3 separate regions of the Mus musculus genome follow, and regions 1 and 2 are each linked to region 3. Evidence: chromatin loops called from intact Hi-C (ENCODE). Cell type or tissue: gastrocnemius. All regions are shown on one strand. Region 1 overlaps Fa2h (fatty acid 2-hydroxylase). Region 2 overlaps Wdr59 (WD repeat domain 59). Region 3 overlaps Zfp1 (zinc finger protein 1).

Evidence for each region. Peaks named below come from ENCODE experiments on the same cell type or tissue, not always from the same donor. Only the 100,000 strongest peaks of a DNase experiment are listed, where the experiment ranks them.
Region 1: it touches region 3 in a loop (13-fold over the local background); 17 of 42 quality-filtered maps call a loop at or near these places.
Region 2: a loop joins it to region 3, with 3 times the contacts of the local background. A loop is called at or near these places in 10 of 42 quality-filtered maps.

The regions. Positions count from the first base shown.
Region 1 is chr8:111,338,606-111,346,605 of GRCm38, forward strand. It overlaps Fa2h (fatty acid 2-hydroxylase), which reads right to left. Exons shown (of 7, transcript NM_178086.3): 7 at 6,533-7,916. The coding sequence ends at 7,837. Among named protein-coding and RNA genes, the nearest start is that of Mlkl, 4.4 kb to the left of the region's middle. In gastrocnemius, no CTCF peak of the experiment used is centred here; DNase peaks (open chromatin) are centred at 4,827, 7,243 and 7,559; H3K4me3 peaks cover 158 bases; H3K27ac peaks cover 129 bases.
Region 2 is chr8:111,462,065-111,470,064 of GRCm38, forward strand. Wdr59 (WD repeat domain 59) reads right to left here. Exons shown (of 26, transcript NM_001170742.1): 19 at 4,725-4,858; 20 at 3,725-3,806; 21 at 92-204. Among named protein-coding and RNA genes, the nearest start is that of Gm24793, 47 kb to the left of the region's middle. In gastrocnemius, a CTCF peak has its summit at 3,470; a DNase peak (open chromatin) is centred at 7,133; H3K27ac peaks cover 1,445 bases.
Region 3 is chr8:111,659,337-111,667,336 of GRCm38, forward strand. It overlaps Zfp1 (zinc finger protein 1), which reads left to right. Exons shown (of 4, transcript NM_001037665.2): 3 at 6,742-6,868. Among named protein-coding and RNA genes, the nearest start is that of Zfp1, 20 kb to the left of the region's middle. In gastrocnemius, a CTCF peak has its summit at 3,336 (motif pointing left); a DNase peak (open chromatin) is centred at 3,329; H3K27ac peaks cover 209 bases.

The DNA of each region.
Region 1 (8,000 bases), 320 kb before region 3:
GGTAAATACATAAAAATGGAGGTAACCCGTAGAAGTGCTGAGGCGGTTCCTTTAGCTGCTTTGTGTTGAATAATCCTGGGGCAGGGGATGGAGAGTAATGGAGGAAGTTTAAGGGAGTGTGAAGTTACCCAAGTAGGGGTCAGTTCCTTTTTTTCCCCTTCTAAGGTCATCTCCAAACTTTGTTATTTTTCAAGATGAGTTTATTATTTGTCAGTTATACCCCCAGTTAGCTAGTATAAGAAATAACCTTTCATTAGCTAGTTGGTGGTGGCACAGACCTTGAGTCCCAGCACTCAGGATCTCTGTGAGTTCGAGGCCAACCTAGTTTACAAATCCAGTTCCAAGAGCGCTAAAGCTCTACACACACACACACACACACACACACACACACACACACTCAGATATATGTTGAGATATATATCTCAAAAATAAAACTAAAACAAAATTTAAAAAGAGGAAGGAAAGAAAGAAGAAAATGCCGTTGGCTGACTCATGCTATATAGCTGGGAAAGAATAGAAATAAATTGTATGGGGAGACATTTTACTTTGAGGCAACATAGTTCAGGGATGTCTGGGGGGCTTAGTTTACCTGTTTTCTCACTTCTTTTCTTTATTAAAGATTTATTTATTTTATATTATGTGAGTACACTGTCATTGTCTTCAGACATACCAGAAGAGGGCATCAGAACCCATTACAGATGGTTGTGAGCCACCATGTGGTTGCTGGGACTTGAACTCATAACCTGTGGAAGAGCAGTCAGTGCTCTTAACCACTGAGCCATTGCACCTGCTCCATTTTCTCTCTCTCTCTTTTTTTTTTTTTTTTGCCCTTTCTCCCCACAGACATTCCCCACAAGATCTCATGTAGCCCAGGCTGGCATGGAATTCACTGTGTAGCCAAGAGTGTTCTTAGACTGTTGGTCCTCCAGCCTCCCCTCCTTCATCCTGGGATAACAGAAGTGCACCACCACACTTCTTTTCTGTGGTGCTGTGGATTGAACCCAGGATTCTGTGTTTGCTAGGCAAGTTCCCTATCACCGAGCCAGCCCCCTCTTTGTTTTGTGACAATGTCTCTCTAAGTTACCTGAGGAGGTCTTGAACTTTTGTGATCCCTGCTTTCTTAGCCTCCCATGTGGCTGGAATAACAGACTCGGGCCATCAGGCCCACTTTGTAATTGTTCTCCCTTGTCAGTTGTCTTAGGTCTAGAGATTTATGTATGTGCCTGCCTTAGTTAGGGTTTTACTGCTGTGAACAGGCACCATGACCAAGGCAACTGTTATAAAGACATTTAAGTGGGGCTGGCTTACAGGTTCAGAGGTTCAGTCCATTATTATCAAGGCTGGAACATGGCATCATGCAGGCAGGCATGGTGCAGGAGGAAATGAGAGTTCTACATCTTCATCTGAAGGCTGTTAGCAGAGTACTGACTTCCTAGCAGCTAGGACTAGGGTATTATAGCCCACTCCCACTGTGACACACCTACTCCAACAAGGCTACCACTCCTAATAGTGCCACTCCCTGGCCTAAGCATTTACAAACCATCACAGAGATGATATATTGTGAGTCAACTCTCCTGGCAAAGGCAGAGGAGGGAAAATCTGGGAAATGTGTGACTCCAGGGCCAGCGAGATGGCTCAGCAGGTAAAAGTGCATGCCTCTAAGTGAGAGTTCACCTGGGACTCACACAGTGAACGAAAGGAGAGAGAAAAAAATGTCCTGCAAGGTGCCCTCTGACCATACTCTCACCATGGACATATGCTTACACACATGCACAAATTAACGACAAAGAAAGATGTAGTCTTCATAGAAACTTACTAGATTCATGGGGTAGTCAGCCAGATTCCATGGGGGAGAGGTCAGCACTTGAAGTTCTAGGTCAGAAGGCAGCCTCCACTCTGCTCAAGGCCATGGTCAGAAGAAGTGGGTAATTGTGTGAACTCTCACCAGTCAACCATAACAGTAGCAGAACTGGGCTCACTGACCTGCTAGAGCTGGAAGCATCCGGTGTGAAAGCTTTTGTAGTGGATTTACTAGCATCCCACCATCAATGTGCACGAGACCCATTTTCTCTGAATCCTCGCCAGAGCCTTGTTCTCTTGCTGTTGTTTTTTCATTATTAAAAGCTATTTAAATAGTGTGTGGATATCTCAAAGTGACTTTAATTGGCATTTTCTTGTTGACCAATGATGCTAAATATCTTTCATGGGTTCTTTGCCATAAGTAATTGCTTCTTTGATGAATGTCTGTATCTTCTGTTATTTTTTATTGACAAATCTTGAGAGTATATGTATTACAAATTCCTTGTTCAATATTTGGTATCCAAATGGCAAAGGAATAACAACTAAGGACAAACCGGCTGCAACCCGTCTATAAAAATTAACCCCAAAGGATTGTAGATCTAAATGTAAAACAGAACTAATAACAGTTTTAGAAAATGGTGTGAAATAAGCAGAATTAAATATAGAAATCTTTTCTTACTGAGAAAATTCTTGAAACATTTTAAGTGAGTATGATCAGATGGGTGTGTTGTGTGTGTATGTGTGTGTGTGTTTTTGTGTGTATATGTGTGTCTATGTGTGTGGTTGTCTTATGTGTGTGTGTGTGTGTTTATGTGTCTGTGTCTGTGTTCATGTGTGCTCATGTGTTTATGTGTGTATGTATGTGTTTATGTGTGTGTATGCATGTATGTGTGTGTGCACCCTCATGTGTCTGTGTGTTTGTGTGTGCACACTCATGTGTCTGTGTGTATGTGTGGGTGTGTGTGCACACTCACCTAAGCAGGTGTATGTGGAAGCCATAGGGTGACTCCTCTATTGCATCAACATCTTATTTTATTCTAATACTTAAATTACTTCACAGGTGTTTTGCTTGCATATACATGTGTATACCATGTATATGTAGGGCCCCTGGAAGCCAGAAGAGGGTGTCTGGTCCCTTGGGACTGGAGTTACAGATGGTTGTGAAGACTATATGGGTGCTAGGTATTGAATCTGGCTCCTCTATAAGAGCAACTGTTGTAGTCAGGGTGTTTATTGCTGTGGCAAAACATCATGACGAAAGAGCAAGTTGGGAGGAAAGAATTTATTCAGCTTACACTTCCACTTGGCTGTTCATCACCAAAGGAAGTCAGGACAGGAACTCAAACAGGGCAGGAACCTGGAGGCAGGCACTGATGCACAGGCCATGGAGGAGTACTGCTTACTGGCTTGCTTCATGTGGCTTGCTCAGCCTGCTTTCTTATGGAACTCAGGACACCAGCTGAGGGATGGCACCACCATGGGCTGGGCCCTCCCCCATTGATCACTAATTGAGAAACTGCCCTACAGCTGGATCTCATGGGGGCATTTCCTCAACTGAGGCTCCTTCCTCTCTGATGACTCTAGCTTGTGACAAGTTGATACACAAAAGCAGCAAAACTTTTGGAGGCAAACAGCTGGCTTTACTCCCCCATCTGTTGACTCATCCCTTGTCTTGTGTTTTGAGAACAGGGCAAAATAAACACAGGCGTGCACACTGATCCGCCTCCACAGGTGCTGAGTGGAATAGAACATGGATTGGAAGAGCAAGCAGGGCTCAACACATCTCAAAGCCCAGTGTCTGATGTCTCTCTCTGTGTATCTCTTCTGCACAGTGATTCTTTCAGCCCTTCTCTGCTTTCTACTTTTATGTTAACTTGATACAAGCTAGAGTTATCTGAAAGGAGGGAACGTCAATTGAGAAAATGCCTCCATTAGATCCAGCTGTAAGCCATTGTCTTAATTATGATCAGTGGGGGAGGGCCTAGCCCAAAGTGGGTGGTGCCATCGTGGGCTGGTGGTCTTGGGTTCTATAAGAAAGCCGGCTGAACACGCCATGAAGCCAGTAAGCAGGATTCTTCCATGGTGTCTGCATCAGCAAGTATACAGCAGTGTGGAAGTGTAAGCTCAACAAACCCTTTCCTCCTCAAGTTTCTTTAGCCATGGTGTTTCATCAGAGCAATAGAAACTCTTAATGAAAACACCTTTCTTATGGTAGTTCTTCTTGGTGTGTTGCACAGAATTTTAATTTCATTAAATTTTTTTTTAATTTTAAAGATTTCATTTTGTATTTGTGTGAGACATAGCCAGAAACCAAACAGATGGGGCCATTCAACCTTGGACTTTCAGCCTCCAAAACAGTCAGTGACATAAACCTCTTTTCTTAATAAAGTACCGACTCTCAGGCATTTTGTTATAGCTACACAAAATGGACTAAGACAGATGGATGGCAGGGGTGGCTATAAATAAAGACAGGTGATGCCCTCAAAGAGAATCTTAAGCTAATGGGGGAAGGGACTGACTAGTGTATAAAGACTCTGGTGTCTTGTCTTCAAGTAAATGAACCTGGCGTGTTTCTCTGATGCTTCTCAAAGTTAACCCTCCCCCAACCACTGTTTCTTACCTCTCAATCGTGTCCTGTGTCATCTTCACTGTTGTTCTTGTTGGAGGTTTTGTATTCCACAGAGCCTAGGAGAAGCTGGGATCCCCTCTTTTGTGTTAGCTTTCTGTGTGTGTGGGATGAAGATAGGAGCTCCAGCATTTCCCAAGGATTACACTTATTCTGAAATATGCATTATAGATTCAACTCATTCATTGGGCAGAATACCTGTGAGGGAAATTCCAGCCACTGCGGCTGTTTGGAAATCCACACGAGAGTATTCATTTCCTCCCCAAACAGTAGATAAGACAGGGAAGTTAGACCAGAGAACAAGACGGGAAGTTTTAAAACTAATCACACAAGCATGGTTTCTAAACAGGAACTCTGAAGACTGCCCTAACAAGGCGGGGCTGCATGCTGTCACCAGAGGGCAGCAGAGTCCAGGGACCAGAAGGCAAAAACCCAACTGTTCCTAGGCAGATCTGACGGAGACAAGGCTGACTTACTTATACTGGGCTTTGCTACATGTAGCTTATTGTTCTGTGCACAAGGCAAAAGGATACAAAGTACAAAGCAGAGATCAGAGTTCAGAGCTAAAGAAAGAATGCAATAGAACAGAACTGAGGGGTAGTTCCTCCCGCCACCCAAAGACCCAGTGGTCTGGGGAGTGCTAACACCTGGCTGGCGCTAGGTGCTCAGGCAAGAACAATTGCTAGATCAATAAGAGACAATGTGTGTATTTGCTTTGCTCTGATCAGAATTTAATGAGTTCTTTTGAACATGCTTTCTTGAATTTCTGCTGAGGTTGGATAGATTGTTTAAATGCTATTTATTGCCTTTGGCTACCCCCTGTAGCCTGCCTTTGCTATTGGTGGGTTCTTTTTTTCTTCCACCCTTCTCCAACCCATTTCTTCCACTGTTTCAACCTCCTAACACTAGATAGGAGAGAAAAAAAGGATAGATTGGGAAAACCGACATCTTTACTGTTAGAGTACTTTCTGCTGCGTAGGGGTATCAAGTTTTTGGGGGACAAGTTTGCTCTTCAGGATATCTAGTTTCTTCTTGTTCTTGTTTCTTCTTTGCACAAGACTACCTTAAAAAAAAAAGACATCCAGCTCTTGGGGCCCTAGCGTTTATATACTCTCTGAAGAGTCCCCCAAATTCCCAGAGTCACACGATCGCTGAGAACTGTCTGCCACTGTCAAAATGGCGCCCCTGCTACAGCAAGAGGTAACATAGTCAGCTGCTGTGGACAGTCTGAAGTCTGAAGCAGCCCCATGTCCTACACCTGGGACTAAAACAGAAATGTATTATTTTTCTTAAATGCATGTATGTATGTATGTATGTATGTATGTATGTATGTATGTGAGTACACTGTAGCTGTCTTCAGACATCCCAGAAGAGGGCATCAGTTCTCATTACAGATGGTTGTGAGCCACCATGTGGTTGCTGGGATTAGAACTCAGGACCTTAAGAAGAGCAATCAATGCTCTTAACCACAGAGCCATCTCTCTAGCCCCAGAGTGTCTATATTAACTCCACATCACTGTGTTCAGGAAACATCACAGAAGAGGAGGCATAGAGAATGAGGAATGCTGGGAGATGCTGTCTTTTTTATGTTTACATGTTTTATATGTTTATTGTTTTTTTAATTTTTATTTTTACTACTTTTTTTTATATGTTATTGAAATCATGACCTCACAGTAGCTGTGGTCACCTGTGTAAGACCTATCCAAGATCAAGTTAGCCAAAATCCCAGCATAGATGATTGCCGGGCTAGAGTTTATACTGAGGAACTGTGGGCAGTGGGTAGGTATTGAGGGATGGGGGAACTTTTTGGTTTTTCATTGTTTGTTGTTTGAGATGGGATTTCTCTGTGTAGCCCTTGCTGTCCTGGAACTTTGTAGACTAGGCAGGCACTGAACTCAACACATCCACCTGCTTCTGCCTCTGCTGGGATTAAAGGCATATACTATGACCATACCCAGCCTGTCAGCTTTTTATTATCCCATTGTCCAGAAACTGGGTACAACTTGCTCAGAGTGATAACATCTTCCTCCTTCTAGACCAGTCAGTGTCCCTCCTTCCTAGTGATAATGGAGTCCAGTCACCATCAACAAACACCAATGGGTCTTTGCTGGTTTCTTCTCAATGTTTTATTTTTCAAAATATACAATTTATTTACATCTTTATTTCACAAGTGCAGTTTTGTATATTTATCCCAAAAATCTCTAGATAGCTTCACCGTAAACAGTACAAATCATAGACTGGTCACACTGCCTCTCTTTAGTCTTTGCACCCATTGGGTTTTTGATAAGTTTCAAGTAGTAATCGCTTGTGGGTAAGAAAGGAACAAAAAGGAAGGCAAGATGATTTTTTTTTGTCTTTTACATAAGCTCAATACATAGGATTAGAAAGGGCCATCTGACCAGCTACTTCATTTGGGGCCAGATTAAAAATATTTATGTAGCTTATAAATAAGACTCAGGAGCAGTGAGGGCTCTGGTTACAAGGAAGGACAGTCTGGGTGGGAGAGGGTGGGTGATAAGGCACCACATACAAGTCCCTTCTTGGCTTCAGGAGGCACTTCTGGGAGGGTCCTGAGTGGGGCAGGTTTCTACCTGTGCAGATGGAGGCCAAGTATGACCGGGGCTAGGCTGGGGCTCTCACCAACGTAGACTTCTCCAGCCTCTGTTGGGGAGCGGTTTTGTGGTTTGGGCAGGGAGAGAGGAGACAGAGAAAGCCACTGCTGATCCCCAAAGACAAGGGCCAGGGCTCCTGTCAGCCTTGCAGAGGATGCCAGGCACCCTTGTGCTTTCTGCCCAGGCAGACAAGTACTGGATTACTTCCGCAGCTGATAGTACAGCTGGTATCTGGGGTTGGCAGGGCCCATAGTGGCTGTCCTGGGGTCTGGGAATGGCCTGTGGGAGGCATCATGCTGTTTCTTCTTGGAATAGCCCTTCATTTACTTCTGAATCATCAAACTCTCCCAAGAAAGGACAGGAGAATACGATGTGGCCACAGGCCTGCATGCCATGCTTCTGCTGTGACACCGGTCCCTCTGCTGCATGGGGAAGCCCCCAGGGAGCCCAGGGTTCTAAGGCACAGGTGGGGTCAGTTTCCTTCATGCCCCTTGGGGCCAATGTCTGGACCCTGAAACAGCACTGAGGGCTGAAGCTTAGGCAGGAATGCCAACGGGGAGGCCATCATTCTCTGGGAATGAGCCAGTCCCCAAGGGCCACGGCTATCAAGAGGATGCTATCCTCACACAGGAAGCCGGAAGGGAAGCCCTGCTTTCAGGTCTCCACCAGGCCCCAGGGCTAGACAGAGCCCGTCATGCCTGGCCAAGCTGACCTCAGCAGGTCTAGGTGGAGGTGGGGGGTAGGACATGGGTGGGGTCTGGGGATAGACCGAGGGCAGAACAGAGGGTCTAGGGGTTGTCACTGCATCTTCGGGTGGGCTTCCTCTGGAATGAGGGTGTGGAAAAAGTAATCCCACAGTTTAGTGCTGATGCCAAACCCTGCAGAGGGAGACAAACGGGATAGAGGATGAGGTGCTGGTCGAAGAGAAGAAAGACATTTACCTGGGGAAGGCGAGCTAGGAA
Region 2 (8,000 bases), 200 kb before region 3:
TGCTCCCCTCACCATGGTGGGACCATTTAATGTGTTTACAGACTACAACCCCCTCCACTCATTCTCCTCACTTTTAGCTCTCAGAACCTACAGGGACTCCAGCAGTTGTCGCCCAAATGGATGTCGAGCCCAAGGTGTTTCCAAATCTGGGTCAGACTTCGGCCCAAGGCAAAGATCTGTAGCTACCGTAGCCAGCGACCAAACCTGGACAGACCAAAGGAAGATGCTCAAGTTCAAGCCACAGAAGAGATGCACAGACCCTGCAAAGGGGCCCCATCTGTCTGCCCTCTTCCTACAGTCTGAAACCTCACTACGAGGATGCAAACGGCTCGGGCTGGCAGAATGCTAAGCCCCACTCCGACTTACTGCATTAAAGCTGATGCATTAACAGGGTCCTCAGTGACTGACGATACTATAAAGCTGAGAAACACTAGCCTTAAAACTTTCATTAAAAGCCAAACATGGTGGCTCACGCTTGCAACTCCAGCCCTTGGCAGGCTGAGACGGCCAAGAGTTGGAGGCGAGGCTATCCCGAGTTTTACCCCAACCCACACCACATGGCCAAGCCATGTAAGGAAGAATAACCTTCCACAAAGCAAGCTTCAGAGAGCAAACACATCATAGTCCAAGGTCCAGCTTCTTCAGCGTGCTTGGCCTCTTCTGACGCTTCCCTGGTGAACAGGGTCGGCAGAGACCAAACCAGAGCAGCCCACAGCCCACTGAGGACCTGCTCTTCGTGCCGTGGGTGGAGAATGCCGTCACCTCCATTACAAAGTTTTAGGGCTCTTTTGAAGCTAAAGAACAGGCCAAGAACTAAACAACCTTGGCTTTGTTTCTGTTGACATGAAGTCTGATGATCACCCAAGGCCTCCAACCGCACGGGGCTTAGAATCACCACTCTAATGTCCATTAAATGTCTAGTAAGCCCAAGGCCTTCACTGCCCATCAGAAAGAGATGAGCAACCCCTTGAGACCTTAAAAAAATCGAATACTGCTTTTGGAAAATCTCTTCTGCTTTGTTTTGCTTTTTGTTTTGTTTTTTTTCTAGACAGGGTTTCTCTGTGTAGACCTGGCTGTCCTGGAACTCACTCTGTAGACCAGGCTGGCCTCGAACTCAGAAATCTGCCTGCCTCTGCCTCCCAAGTGGTGGGATTAAAGGTGTACACCACCACTGCCCGGCTTGTTTTGTTTGGTTTTGAAAAAGCAATATAATCATCGTACCCACTACCTGGAACACACTATTCTAAACCCGAAAGGAAGAAGACACAAACTTTGAGTCAAGTCTATAATTTGAGACCAGCAAGCAAATAAAAATTCGGAAAGGCAAACATTAGATATGTAAGATACAGCACAAGGGCAACATACAAAAAGTGACACACCAGTATTGCTCCAAGTACAGACATGCAGCTCACACTCATCGCCAAAGTTAACGATGGCAGGACAGGTTTTCTGCCATGGCTGACTATTGAGTTGTGTTAGAGTCTCCCTCCATAACACACATTTCCTAAAGGCTTTCAACAGAAGCGTGCCCTTGCATCTGCTTCACTGGTAAATGCGAGGGACACAAAACAGGAAGTACATCTTCATCAAGGGCAGGAAGAAAAACAATACAAATTCTTTGAGCATCACTGTTTGTCAATCAGGTCATTTCTGTCTTTACACATCATCAAGTCACAAATGACCGTCACATACAGCTGTGGGTGTCCAGACAGCTAGGAGCAGTCACAGGTTTTATGTCATTTACTTCCTCATGAAGTCAGAAGTATGGCTCATTTTATAGCAGGGACCCTGACGTTCACAAAGTCTGGGCAGCTTGCTGGGGATCACACACAGAAAGAGTGTCAGGGCCCAGAAGTCAAGCAGAGCCCACATGAAGACAAGCGTCTCCCCACATCACTGAGACTGGTCTAGCCTTCCATACCAATTCTGTCAGAAAAGCACTGGGGAGGGAGGAGTTGGGGAGAGGAGAGAAGGAAGGAACGGAGACATGCAGGAAGAGAATAAGGAAGAGGGAGAATACTTAAAGGAAAAGCTGTAACCCTGTTGAGAGAATGTTCTTTGGGGTGGGGCAGTCTTCAATGATTTCATATCCCCCATGGGGGTAATTCTTGTGGTTCCCACACTATAAACCCCTCCAAGGCTGAAGGCCTGAGAGAACTTGCCTGGGGTGTTCTCTAGGACTCTGAGCTGGCCTTGGCTAATTCCTATTAGCTTATTTTGCCTTCTTAGTGTTCAGAGTCTGGTGGGTGGGGCTGACGGAAATAGATTAAACCATTAGGGAGTTTTTTTAAAGGGTTTCTGGGAGAGATGATATGATATTCATTACTAGATGAATGGAAATCTTAGAGATTTTTTTAATTAGATATTTTCTCTATTTACATTTCAAATGTTATCCCCTTTCCTAGTTTCCCCTCCAAAAATCCCTTCCCCCTTCCTCTCCTCCTCTCCCCGCCCCCTCCCAACCACCCACTCCTGCTTCCTGGCCCTGGCATTCCCCCTATACTGGGGCATAGAACCTTCACAGGACCAAGGACCTCTGTTAGGGATGTTTTTAATCAAATGAAAATCAAGGGAAGGCCTCCGTGCTGACTCACTCAGTTATGAGGGAAACTCTGAGCTGCTGGGAGAGCTGCTAGTGACTTCCAAAGCTCAGTCTTGTCATCAAGTAGAGAACAGAGAGCAAGACAGACAGGAGGGGCCTGGCGGTTGCCCAGGGCTGATGGGAAGAACTGACTGAAAGACAAGAGTTTCTTTTTATGGGTGATAAAAACACTCTGCACGGTTTCTAATGAGAGCACTGACAACACTAGGAACTAAGTATCTCACTGTAAGGGGCAGACTAGTGATGTGCAGAACGTGCAGACTAGTGATGTGCAGAACGTGCAGACTAGTGATGTGCAGAACGTGCAGACTAGTGATGTGCAGAACGTGTCTCAGTAAAAAAGAACAATACATGGGAACCTCCGGAGATGAAGGAAACGGACATCTTACACATACTGTCAGATTTTACTATTTAACAATGTACTACTATTTTACAAGTATGGGTGTTTTGCCCGCAGGTATGTCTATCATGCACATGCCTGGTGCCAGAGGAGGCCAGAAGGGGTAGCTGGATCCCCTGGGGCTGGAATTACAGATGTGAGCCACCACATGGATGCTGGGAATTGAACCAAGGCCTCCTATCAGAGCAGCCCGTGCTCCAGCCTTCTCTGCGTCTCTCCAGCCCCATGAAGTCATGTTTAAACTGAGCATCTCTACCTTGAAGTACACGCTGGTAAACTTTCTTATGAAATATTTTTTTAAAAATTAAAAAAAGTAATTGAGGTGAAATGACAAAGGTACAGACAGATTCTCAAATTTAGGCGACAATGATCACTGTGGCATTGAAAAATAAACCCACATAGTTTAAGGGAAAAAAGCCACTTAAGGATCTTCCCCACTTAGCACTAATAACAAAATTTACCCACAGGTGGCAGTGGTGGCACTTGCCTTAAATCCCAGTACTAGGGAGGCAGAGCCAGGCAGACCTGAGTTTGAGGCCAGCCTGCTCTACAGAGTGAGTTCCAGGAGAGAGAGGGAGAGAGGAAAGGAGGGAGGGAGGGAGGGAGGGAGGGCAGACTGGCAAAGAAAATAAAAAAGAAACTTCAAATAGTGGGCACACCTATCAGTGTCACTAGCTGACAATTGTCAAGGCCAGAACCTCACCAACACAGATTGACAGTACCTGGACAAGATCCTTCCTTCCCACAAGCATGGCAGAAGTGGCATTCTTCTGACATGTCTCCTGAGTGTCGTTCACATTCAATCTGAAATTAAAACAAACAAGACTAAGAAGGTTTCTACTTGAACTTCCCAAGAACTCCTCCTGATTTACCAGCCTAGGTAAGTGTCTCTTTGGTTGTCACTCAAAACACCTCCTCTATCTGACAGGCTGGGAAGGGTTAATTAGAGCAGGTGCTGCAGGGCTTAGGGTTCCCACCTGGGGAGGACCGGAAATACTCACCACTTTCAGGAGGAGGCAATAAGAAAAATATTAATTAGCTACCAGCTTTTCTGTTGAGTTCTCAAGGTTTGGGATTTAAATGTGTACATACTAACTGTGATTTCCATCTAAAAAGTATTGTGCTGTGGGTATATCTCAAAAGATAACACTTTCTGTGATGTGTTCAAGGGCTTGGAAGACCTACAGGCCAGCCTCTGCTCCTATTGTCTTTCAATAAAAGAAGGCTCTAAATTCAGCTTGCTGGACCCTGAGCTTCAGCAGAGACCATCGGTGGGCCCAAAGTTATGCTTTCAGTTAGGTGAGATCGGGGGCAAGGAGGGCCCACCAAGCTGGGTGCCTGACCTACACAAAGAGTGAGGTAAGAAATGCACACTTGGGCTGGTGAGATGGCTCAGTGGGTAAGAGCACCCGACTGCTCTTTCAAAGGTCCAAAGTTCAAATCCCAGCAACCACATGGTAGCTCACAACCATCTGTAACGAGATCTGACTCCCTCTTCTGGAGTGTCTGAAGACAGCTACAATGTACTTCCATATAGTAAATAAATAAATCTTAAAAAAAAAAAAAAAGAAATGCACACTCTTTGAAGCCACAGTTTATGGCAATTTGTTAGTCACTATCAAGAAGCTACCACACCGAGTTTCCCCAAGTTGTCTAAGACTTTACAAAGCTCTGCAGCTCCCAAGGTGCCGTGCCCCATGCCGCCTGGGCCCATGGACTTACATGTACAGCTCTCCCAAGGACTTATGAACGGGAAGGAGGCACGAGACATCCTGGATGATGACCTTGCCAGCAGCCTTAATGGGTCGGTTGCCGGAGTCAGAGCCTTCCCGCTTACTCTTCCACCTCCTCGATTTCTAAGGGAGATGACCAGAAGTGACTAACGGGGCCTCTGGAGAGTGGGAACCTACAGTTGCACAGTACATCATATTTGGGTCATTGGTCATTTGCAGAGACTTTAAATTACATCGTGCCCCACAATTACATGAAATCAGCATCTGTAGGAAATAAAAGGTAACAAATGGCCCAAAGCTCTTGATCCAAGACCCTCATGGGGAAACAAGCACCTACTGCAGGGCCATCTACATTCTGCAGGTGCTCAAAAATAGATACCAGGAAGCCAGAATTAATTAATTAATTTAAAAATAGCAGGTAAAGAAGTTAGTAAAGATCCCCCACAAACGGGGAAGGGGGACTTTAGGGTGTTCAGTACTAGGTTCAAAGTTCTTGCCTGAAACGATTCAAAGGTTTTTTTTTTTCTTCATAGACAGTTTCAACAGGGTTAGTTGATATTTTAATTCAGACACGACAGTGTGGGCTCTGCAAGGCTATTATGTCTGAAGACAGAGACACTGGGTAACATAAGACCTTGCTTTTGTAGCAGGCCTGAATTATTTCTATAAGCGATCATTTCTGAAGGTCAAAGATACTTAGTTGGGGAAACCCAGTTAACAGACATGGGAGACCATGGGCGCATGTTTCAGCTCCCAGAGCTGCCTCAGGAAGTGGCTGTGAGGAATGAGAAATGTCGTGGGAAACAAAAAGTCACAGAGTGTCGCCCCATCTGGCATCTTCAAAAAGACAACCAGTTATCGGAGCAATGTCCTATTTTATTTCCAAAAGTTAAAAGAGGTCACCAAAGACACTTGATTAAGCAAGGGAGCCACACAGTTATCAACAGGGGAGGCATAAGGAGCAACTAAAAGGGGCTTGCAGTTTGACATCAGAAAACTAAGGTACTGTGTGTTCTGCCTCAATATGGCCCTAGGCAAGCTACTCCTAGTTAATTACTTGCTGTGGATTTAGTCTCACAGCCGTCAGTCTTTCTTGTCTTATTAGCTAATGCTGAGCTCTGCTATCCAGTCTGAAGTGAGTAAGGTACAGCGAGGAGACACAGATGCAGATGCACAGACTTACTTAACACTGCAACCTAGAACTGCAGTTTCTGTGAATGCCCGTAAGTGGTCAGGAGCCACACCACTCACGTTTCCACTCCTGAGTTCTGTATAATCACTCTTTCAGGAATCTGTCTACGCCTAAATCCAGGCGTTTCAACCAATGCTCTAAGTGTCCACTGAATCGACTTCCCATACTAATCAATATGTCTTGGGACCTACTAAATGTGGGCCACCTGGGTTCCAGACAAGTAAGTGAAGTAGGTTAGCTGAAACACCTATGAATTGTTCATCATAATTATCCACACCTCTTGATTCTTCAAAGGGGGAGGGGTGGGGCAGGGGAGCCTTGACCTGTTATTATGGGGTAAGCCTCCAGTCTCCTACAGGCCCCAATTTCTTGAAGAAGAACTATGTCCATACTCCAGAACTACTATCCTTTTATCCAGTTGGGGCCGCTCACATAAGGGAAGGACATGTCAGAGTGGGCTGGAGCCAGGCAGTGTTAACTGAGACAAGACAGAAGTAGCCACAGGAGCATGCGATGCATGGCCGGCTGCAGGGATAACTTAGTATATGGCTATCCTACAGAGCAGCACAGAAATGCTTAATTAGTCGAAAACTACACACCCACAGGTCTGAGTATGTGAGTGGTCTGAGTACAGGTCGTTCAGTGGTGGCTGATAGTTACTGCCAAGCCTGACAATCATGATTTGATCCCTAGAGCCCATTTAGTGGAAAGAGAAAACTGACCCTCACCGGTTGTCCTCTGCCCTTCCAAGAGTGACACATTTACCCATGTGCACACGAGTGCACAAACACACAGAAGTGTAAAAAGCTTCCCTTTTCATTTCTATGCCAAAAAAGATTCCATTTGGAAGGGAATATGACCATTTAGTGTATCTTCTGGGTTGGACAGAAGGATGCTAAAAACACTGTGAATATGAAGTCACTGTGGCTCTTTAGTACAAAAAAAAGGGGGGGGGGTAAGAGCTTGAACAGGTTAACAACTCACAAAAGCTCATCTAATTATACAATTGAAAGAAATGGAGACCTTGTGAAGGGCAGACGGGGCCTGCTTTTAGAGCGCACTGAAAATAACCCTGCTTTCCTGACTTTGAAAGCAAACCTAACAAAAGCATTTTACTAATTATATGAAGGCTCATGTGCTGGGAGCAGCTCATTTGCAAGGAGACTAGCTCACTTGGCAACAGATATTGGAACAAGTCCAAGTGTCCCGGTATTTGATTTAGGATTTAAAGACTTTCCTGGTGTTAGTGTGTGTTAGTTCTGGCTCTGGACTGTTCATGCCGAGCCAGCAGGTACTCACTGCAGCTCCGTGGGAGAGGGGCATAACCTCCATTTTGTAAATGGAGACATGAACCTTACACAAGGTCACAGTTATGGAGCTGAAATTTAAATAGGTCTATCAAGCTGCTACGCTCCTCTGTGTGTGTGCAGAGGTCAACTTCTGGGGTCCCCCTCAATTATACTATTGGGGGAATAGGCACAGAGTCTCTTACTGAACCTGGAACTCACAAGATTGGGGTGGACTGGCTGGCCAATAATCTGTCTCTGCCCAACTCCAAGACTAGGGCTATAGCCACAGGCCTGATCACCGGGTCTGGCTTTTATACTGGTGCCAGGGATCCAATACAGGTCCTCACGCTTGTGTGGCAGGCACTTTACCACCTAAGCCATATACCCTACCCCAGCTAAGTCCACTTTTGCTGACTTGCTTTTCAGTACTGACTGTTATTTTAAGAATCAACAAAGGTAAAAAATTAAGCCCTCACTAATCTAATGTGCCAGTAATGTGAGTAGTGTGGTCTGTCTTTAAGCAGATCAGCATCAGGACATGGGATGCTGACCCTTAAGCATCCTTCTGTGACTACTTTCCCAGTCACTTCCCTCTCAGGCATTGTGAGCGTATGCTGCTAACTCAGGGCCGTTGGCTGAAGGAGGCCCTGTTGTTTGTTTGCTGTTAACAGCGGTGCTTACCAGGCTCTCTATTGCCAGTCTTCAGTTTGTGTTTGTTTTTGTTTTTGTTTTGTTTTCAAGACAGGGTTTCTCTGTGTAGCCCTGGCTGTTCTGGAACTCACTC
Region 3 (8,000 bases):
AAAAAAATTCCTAGTGGGTCACTGGGGTGACAGTAAGTGGAACTATTCCATTTTCCACTCCTTGATTCCTGGACCTATGGATCTTGGCTTTGGGAAAAAACCTAGCATATATTGGACACTGATTCAAAGACAGAATCAGACACTGATTCAAAGCATACACTCTCTTTAGGAGAGCCCTGCCCTAGCCCTCCATGCTGCTGCTACCTAATTGGCACTATAACTGTGTCTCCAAAGGCCATTCCATCTTTCTATCAGGCCAGCTGCTTCAGGATGGTGGGGAACATGGTAAGACCAGTAGATTCCAAGTCATGGGCCCATTGTCATGCTTCTTTGGCTGTGAAGTGAGTTCCTTAGAAACAATACTGTGTGGAATACCACGATGGTGGATAAGGCATTCTCCACAGATGGTGGTTTTGACAAAAGCCTTATGTGCAGGAAAGGGTACATCTATAACCAGAATAAGTATCAATTCAAAGCATTGTCCTTTTCACAGAGGAAGTGGTTCAGTGTAATCAGTCTGTCACCAGGTCACTGGCTGGTCACCCCAGGTAATTGTACCATATCTTGGGCTCCGTATATTGGTCTCTGCTGTTGGCTGTGCTCAGCAGCAGCTGTAGCCAGGTCAGCCTTGATGAGTGAAGTCCGTGGTGAGGTATGCACCATAGCCACTTTGTTCATGTGCCCTTAGGGGAATGACAGGGTTGGCTGGGGAAAGAGGCTGACTGTCCACAGCACAGGTCATCCTATCTGCTTGGTTACTGAATGCCTCCTCTGCTGAAGTCACCTTTTGATGGGCATTTACATAGAACACAAAAATCTTCACACCCTTTACCCATTTGGAGAGGTCAGTCCACATTCTTCTTTCCCAGTGTTTTTTTCTCACCATCTCTTCAACCATGCTCTTTCCAAGTCCCTGACCATCCAGCCAATCTATTGGATACAGCCCATGAATCAGTGAACATGGCCATTTTTCTTCCCAAACAAAATCTATGATGGCATGTACTGCCTGACGTTGTGCCTACTGTGACAATTTGCCTTCACTGGTGTCTTTCAGGGTTGTCCCAGAGGGGGTCGTAATGCTGCAGCTGTCCACTTCTGGGTGGTGCCTGCATAAGGTGCAGATCCATCAGTAAACCAGGCCCTAGTCTTCTCTTCAAACCAATCACAGGGCACATGACATGAGACTATAGGCGCATGCCTGGCAGTAGATAGTATTGTAATGAGAGTAGAAACCATAGACATTTGGAGAACTTCATGTACCTTGTTTGTGCCTTCAGGACCTGCTCAGGCCTGATCGTGTGTAGACCACTTCCATTTGATAGTGGATTGCTGCTGTGCCTGCCCTACTATGGCACAGTGGGGCAGATAACACCCAGCTCATGATAGACAGCAGCTCAGGGCGCATGGTAACTTGGTATCCCTTTGTCAGATGTTCAGTTTTCACTAAGGCCAATTGCAGACCAACAGCTGTCTCTCAAAAGAATAGTTGTCTGCAGATAATGGTAGGTAGAGCCTTGCTCCAAAATCCCAAATGTTTCTCCTGTGATTCACCTACAGGGGCCTGCCAGAGGCTCCAGACAGCATCCCTGTCTGCCACTGACAACTCATATACCATCAGGTCTGCTGGGTCATATGGTCCAAGTGGTAGGGCAGCCTGGAACTGTTGAAGAGCCTTGTGTTCCAGGCCCCACACAAAGCTCGCAGCTTTCTGAGTCACCCGATACATGAGTGGGAATAATCACCCAAGTGAGGAGTGTGCTGTCTACAGGATCCAAATAGACCCTCTAAGCCCTGTGCTGCCTCTTGGTGGTGGGAGGGGCCGCTGCGTAATGCATCCCTAACCTTAGAACCGATGTCTCTGCTGGCCTCGCACCCCTAGACTCTCAAGAATTTCACTGAGCGCACGCCTTTAATCCCAGCACTTGGGAGGCAGAGGCAGGTGGATTTCTTAGTTTGAGGCCAGCCTGGTCTACAGAGTGAGTTCCAGGACAGCCAGGGCTACACAGAGAAATCTTGTCTCAAAAACAAACAAACAAACAAGAATTTCACTGAGGTAGAAGGCCCTTGGATTATAGTTTATTTTCCATCTCTGATGTATGTATGTATTACCAACAAGTCTGAAGTGGTTGCTACCTTCTGTTCACTCTGTCTAATCAGCATGTCCTCAATATGGTGAACCGATATTTTGTGAAATTGATGATCAAGATCCAATTGAAAGCTTCAGGCAGGCATGGTGGCACATCTAATCTCCGTGCTTTGGAGGCAGCTGGGTGTGAGTTTGAGGCCAGCCTGGTTTCCAGAGCAAATTGCAGGACAGTCAGGCTGTACAGAGAAACCTCTGACTCGGGTGCTGGAAATTCAGCTGAAAAGAAATTGTTTTTGGTGATCTTATGGACAGGTACTAGGAAAAGGGGCATTTAATAGACCAATAATTGCAAACCGTGTGCTAGGAGATGTGTTAATCTGCTCAGGGACACCACCCCTGCCTGCATCCTTCAAGTCCTTAATGGCGGCACACATTTCTGCAATTCCTTCAGGATGTGCTACTGTTTTTGATTTACTATTTTCCCTGACCGAGGCAACTCTAAAGGCTTCCAGTTAGCCTTTCCAACAGTAATAGCTCTCATTCCACAGGTCAGGGAACCAGTGTGAGAATTCTGCCAACTTCTAAGTATATGCACCCCAGTTATACATTCTGGGACTGGGGAAATAACCAGAGGATGAGTTTGGGGACCCAGTTGGACTTCAACCAAAACTCCATGAATCATCTGACCTCCATAAGCTCTAACTTTAATTGGAGGACAACAATGTTTTTGGGGTTCCCGCAATCAGCAAGAATCAGTATCCACCAATAGACCCAGATAATCTGATTGCTTCCTTTCCCCCACTGTACAGTTCCCCTTGTAAAAGGCCATAGGTCCCTCTGGGGAACGACTGGAGAAAGGCTAAGAGTAACATTTTTAGGCATTTTATTAAGATCCTTCATCCATGGACTTCTGGGTCTGCAAACTGGCTCAAGTATGGGAATCAGTTCACAGGCAGAGATCCCCTTTTGCCATGATCCAGTGTAGCCTTTCTTTTATTTGTTAAGAGATTTTCCATTTGTACAGCTGCTTTAAAAAAAGAAAAAAGAAAAAAGAATGCAGTAGGCTTCTTACCATTTCATGCCAGAAGTACCATGGTTGATTAACCAGCACCAAAGGTCCATGAGAGTTATGCCATTATAAAATTCACCACAGATTAGACCTATATGGACATTGCTTTGCCTGTGCTTCCCATTATAACTACAGTCATCTTGTCTTTGGTGACTCAGTGCTGCCACCTGCTGCTTCTGCTTGGGGGCCTGATTAGACTCAGGCCTGGTCAACTTGCATTCAATTCATCCAACTGAGCAGCAACATCCCCAACCCTAAGGCCTGGCGCAAGGAAAGGGGCAACAACAAAGCTTATCAAATGTGCTGGTGCCCCTCTTGCCATTTTGCATCTTATGGGATTAGTGAAGGACATTCGTGATTAACTGAGTTACCAATAATGCGTTGATATCACACTAAAAAAAAGCACGTCCCCTTGGAGTTATGTCGCCAGAGTGAGTGCAGGTGGGGTTCTCTCGGCCTGCCTGTCCCTGTGTGTGTGTAGAGTCTGTATGTGCAATATGTGTCTTATGTGTGGGAGTGGTCTGTCCCTAGCAAAGGGTTTGCTCTGTCTCTATTGGGCAGCCCAGAAAGCACTACATGGCAGTGGGGAACTTTACTGAAATCTAAGTTTTACAAGGGATTCAGTCCCTGAATTGAGCTGACTCCAGCTGACAGATAACACATTAACTAGAGATTATGATTATTTAACATTATGGTGGGTTTTAGGGAGTATTTGCTGCTTTCGGCAGATGGTACACATGCATTGCCCTGGGTCGGGGCATTTAAAATACATAAGATTAGAGCTGTGCATTAGCTCAGGTTGTAAAAGTTGATGACTTAGTACACCCAAGGCATCTAATGTTTGTTATCACATTGTTCTCTTAAAGGCAGGCTAAAGTTCGAGGGTACAGTAACATTGACAGTCTTAAATTTTAAGGGACCTTAAAATATATTAGCTGTGAAGTTCCAGTCTCTTAGAATGTAAGATATTCTCAGAATATTGCATTGCCATGTGTCCTGGTGTATTGGAGCCCAGAAGAGGGTATCTGATTCCCTGGGACTGGGGTTACAGTGGTCAGTTGCCAAGTGGGTTCTGAGAATCCAGCTGGGGTCCTGTGAAAGAGTAGCCAGTGCTCTTAACCACTGAGCCATCTCTCAGCTCTGTCAGATAAGTGTTTTTCAAAGATGTTCTTAGTCTGTACTGTATTTTGGGGGTTTTTTTGGTTGTTTTTTGATTACTCAGGGGGTTAACTTTGGTTTTGTTTTTTGGGTTTGTTTGTATGTTTGTTTCTAGACAGGGTTTCTCTATGTAGCCCTGGCTATCATGGAATTCTCTACTCTCATAGACCAGGCTGGCTGCGAACTCAAGATCCTCCTACCTCTGCCTCTCTTGTGCTGGGATTAAAGATGTGCACCACCACCTGGCTGGGTTTGTTTTGTTTAGTAGTATTGTGGAGGTGAGGGGGAGAGAATCCTGCTGTATAGCTGGTGTTGACATGGAAACTGTGTAGTTGGGGCTTGCCTTGAAATCATGGTACTACCTCAGCTTCTCAAGTTCTGGGATTATAGGTGTGCACCAGCAGAGCAAATGACATCTTTTGGATTTATTAGAGCATAAAACTCTCTCATTCTCATTAATGTTGTAAGGGGCATGGTGTCCACACCCTTAGCCCAGCAGCTCAGGAAGCAGAGGCAGGTAGCCTCTGTAAATTCAGCTCCAGATAGTGCTACATAAGGAGACGGTCTTAAAACCCGTTTTGTGTGTGCTACGGCATCTGAGCCTTGACTTTCAGGAGTTGGTTCTTCCATCATGTGAGTTCCAGGGATTGAACCCAGGTCGTCAGCATTGATGACTGGCTTACCACCGAGTCAAGCTGCCAGCCCTCTTTCCTTATGCCTTGTGTAATAACAGTGTACACAGTAAAGTACTAGGGAGGGATATACTCTGCTAATAGTGTACTTGCCTTGCATCCTTGAGGCCTCGGGCTTGATCTCTAGTACCCCCACCCCAAACCCAGAAAAGAAACGGTCTGCAGTGTGAGCGCTTGTGCATACCTGGGTTAAGAAGCGGCTGCCAGCTCCCTGCGATGCCAGCTCAGTTGAGCCCTTCTTGGGGAGTTGGGTTTTCTTAAGTTACATTTTAAAAGTTTTGTGCACATGGTTGGGGGCTTAGGGGATGTGTGTCATAGTGTACTCCTGGAGGTCGGAGGACAACTTTCAAGGGTCAGTTTTCTCCACCACATGGTAAGGAACTCAGTCTTCAGGCTTGACAGTAAGCCCTTTTACCCAGGTAACTGTCTCATTGGCCCTTTGTGTTCAGATTGCATTAGCTGGTGGCAGTATAAGGGATAGTCTTACTGGCAGACAGCAATACTTACCTAAGCTGTGGCTCATAGTCTAGTTGTAGCTTTCCCGAAAGCTCACAGAACCCTCACTGAGAAAGTCACTGGCAAGGTCAGGATAGGAAGTACAGGGCTCAATGCTGCTGGTGTGTCAGGCCGGGTCAGAGTGTGCATCCAGTGCTCAGTGTTTGACAGCACTGTTTGATGAGGCAGATGCTCTCTATCTTCTGCTTCTGGCTCTACCACTTGACTGCCAGCTCTCGGGAGTTGGTTAAAAGCAGGCAGATCTGTTAGATGGATGGAGTATCCTTACCTGATCCAAGGCATCTTGGTGTAGAAGGAGGAGAGAAATGTCCTTAGTTAGCACATGTCCAGGACAGACCAGAGCAAGTACATGTAAGAATCCGCACATAGAGCCGGTCGTGGTGGCGCACGCCTTTAATCCCAGCACTCGAGAGGCAGAGGCAGACGGATTTCTTAGTTCGAGGACAGCCTGGTCTACAGAGTGAGTTCCAGGATCAGCCAGGACTATACAGAGAAGCTTTGTCTTGAAACCCCCCCCCCCAAAAAAAAAGCATCTGCACATAGGCTGAGTTAAAATCTGGTACAGTGGCATCGAAGATCTTGATGCTAGGCCTTAAAATGCCTGCTTTCAAATTCCTCCCAACCATACTAGACCAGCCTGGTGTCACTAGAGTAGCTGCTGTTTTGCAAACTCTGGACACTTCCCTCGGCTCTCCTTTTTTGAATTATTGTTTTATTGCTGCTTTTTCCTTTTTTTTTAAAGACTGGGTCATTTTATGGCAGTGGTTCTCAACCTATGGGTCTCAAACCCTTTTGTGGGTCACATACCAGGTACTTAGATTTTATAACAGTAGCAAAATTACAGTTGTGCCGTAGCAACAAAAAAACTATGGTTTGGGGTCACCACAACATTTTCCTTTGTCATTTGATGTAGGCCTCTGCATCAGTGTGGATTTGTCTCTTTCTAGCTTTTATTTTTGATCCCTGACTAGATTGAAATGTGTTATGTAGACCAGGCTGGCCTCAAACTCAGCTAGATCCCCCTGCCTTTACCTCCCAAGTGCTGGGGTTCAAGGTGTGTACTACCACACCTGTCCTGAGTAATGTCCTCACTGTTGAGAGCCGTGACAAACACCGGACAAGTAGCACAGTTGGGACTGTGAACATGGCCAGAGTAACTTTCCCTGTGCCCTTTCCATCTCCCAAAGCTAACCACTCTAGAAGGAACTGTGTCATTTCAGGGATCCGTTTCATTCACTGATGTAACTGTGGACTTCACCCAGGAGGAGTGGGAGCAACTGGACCCCTCGCAGAGGATTCTGTACATGGATGTAATGCTGGAGAACTACAGCAACTTACTTTCAGTGGGTAAGGACAGCTTTGGGGATGATAGGAGTTGTAGACAGTGTAGTTAGAATGGTCAATTCAGAATTCTCCAAGGGAGCTACAGAAGGAAAATGGCAGATGTGATATCTGAGGCTTTGAACAGTTTGAGTACATTTGAGGTTTACAGGATTTTGTTTGTTTTTAAGGCAGGATCTCAATTATGTGGCCCTAGCTGGTCTTGAACTCAGAGATCATTAGCCTCTAACCCTCCTGCCCCAGTGCTGGGCAAAAGATGCACACTGTGGAAGGATTCATCTAGCCCAGCCTAGCTTTGAACTCTGTATGTAAGCCGAGTGTAGGGTTCCTGATCCTCCCAGTTGGACTCTCAAGCAATCACAGACATGCACTGCTATCCTGGTTTTATGTGGTGCTGGGATGGAGCCCAGGGCATTTTAGGTATGGTAGCTAAGCACTTTGCTAACAGAGCTACGTTTCCAGCCTCCTTTGGAACTATCTTTCTTTCTTTCTTTTTTTTTAAAGATTTATTTGTATGTATGTATGTACACTGTCACTGTCTTTGGACACACCAGAATGCGTAGGATCTCATTACAGATGGTTGTGAGCCACCATGTGGTTGCTGGGAATAGAACTCAGAGCCTCTGGAAGAGCAGTCAGTGCTCTTAACCTCTGAGCCATCTCTCCAGCCCTGGAACTATTTTTCAATTCCAAAAACCTTTAGAGATGACTAAGAGCTCAGGATGGCTTGTAGTTTTGATCCCTGGCACACTTCCAAATACTCCTCTCTCCAGATTTATCAGTGCTTGCCTGACACATTAGTACTGGGAGTTTTAGTTATGTTCTCAATTTACCAGAATGATGACCTTGTATTTAACCCGTGGGAATGGGCACAGATTTTTCAATACAAAAATGAGATGGTTTTAGACAGCAGCAGGATCCTAAGGAGTAGCTAGTATACATCAGGGCTTTTAAAGGTCTAGACCAAGGCAGAGCACAAACTCTTAAATCTGCTCAGGTAAAGTAGGGCCACAGTAGAAAGATGAAAACGCAACCATGCTCAGCAGCCTTGATGTAAGAAAAGCTGTAAACCCAGCATATGATTGTGTCATAAGGACCCAGACTTTCCATTTTCAATACAGTGAACTCGGGGATCTTT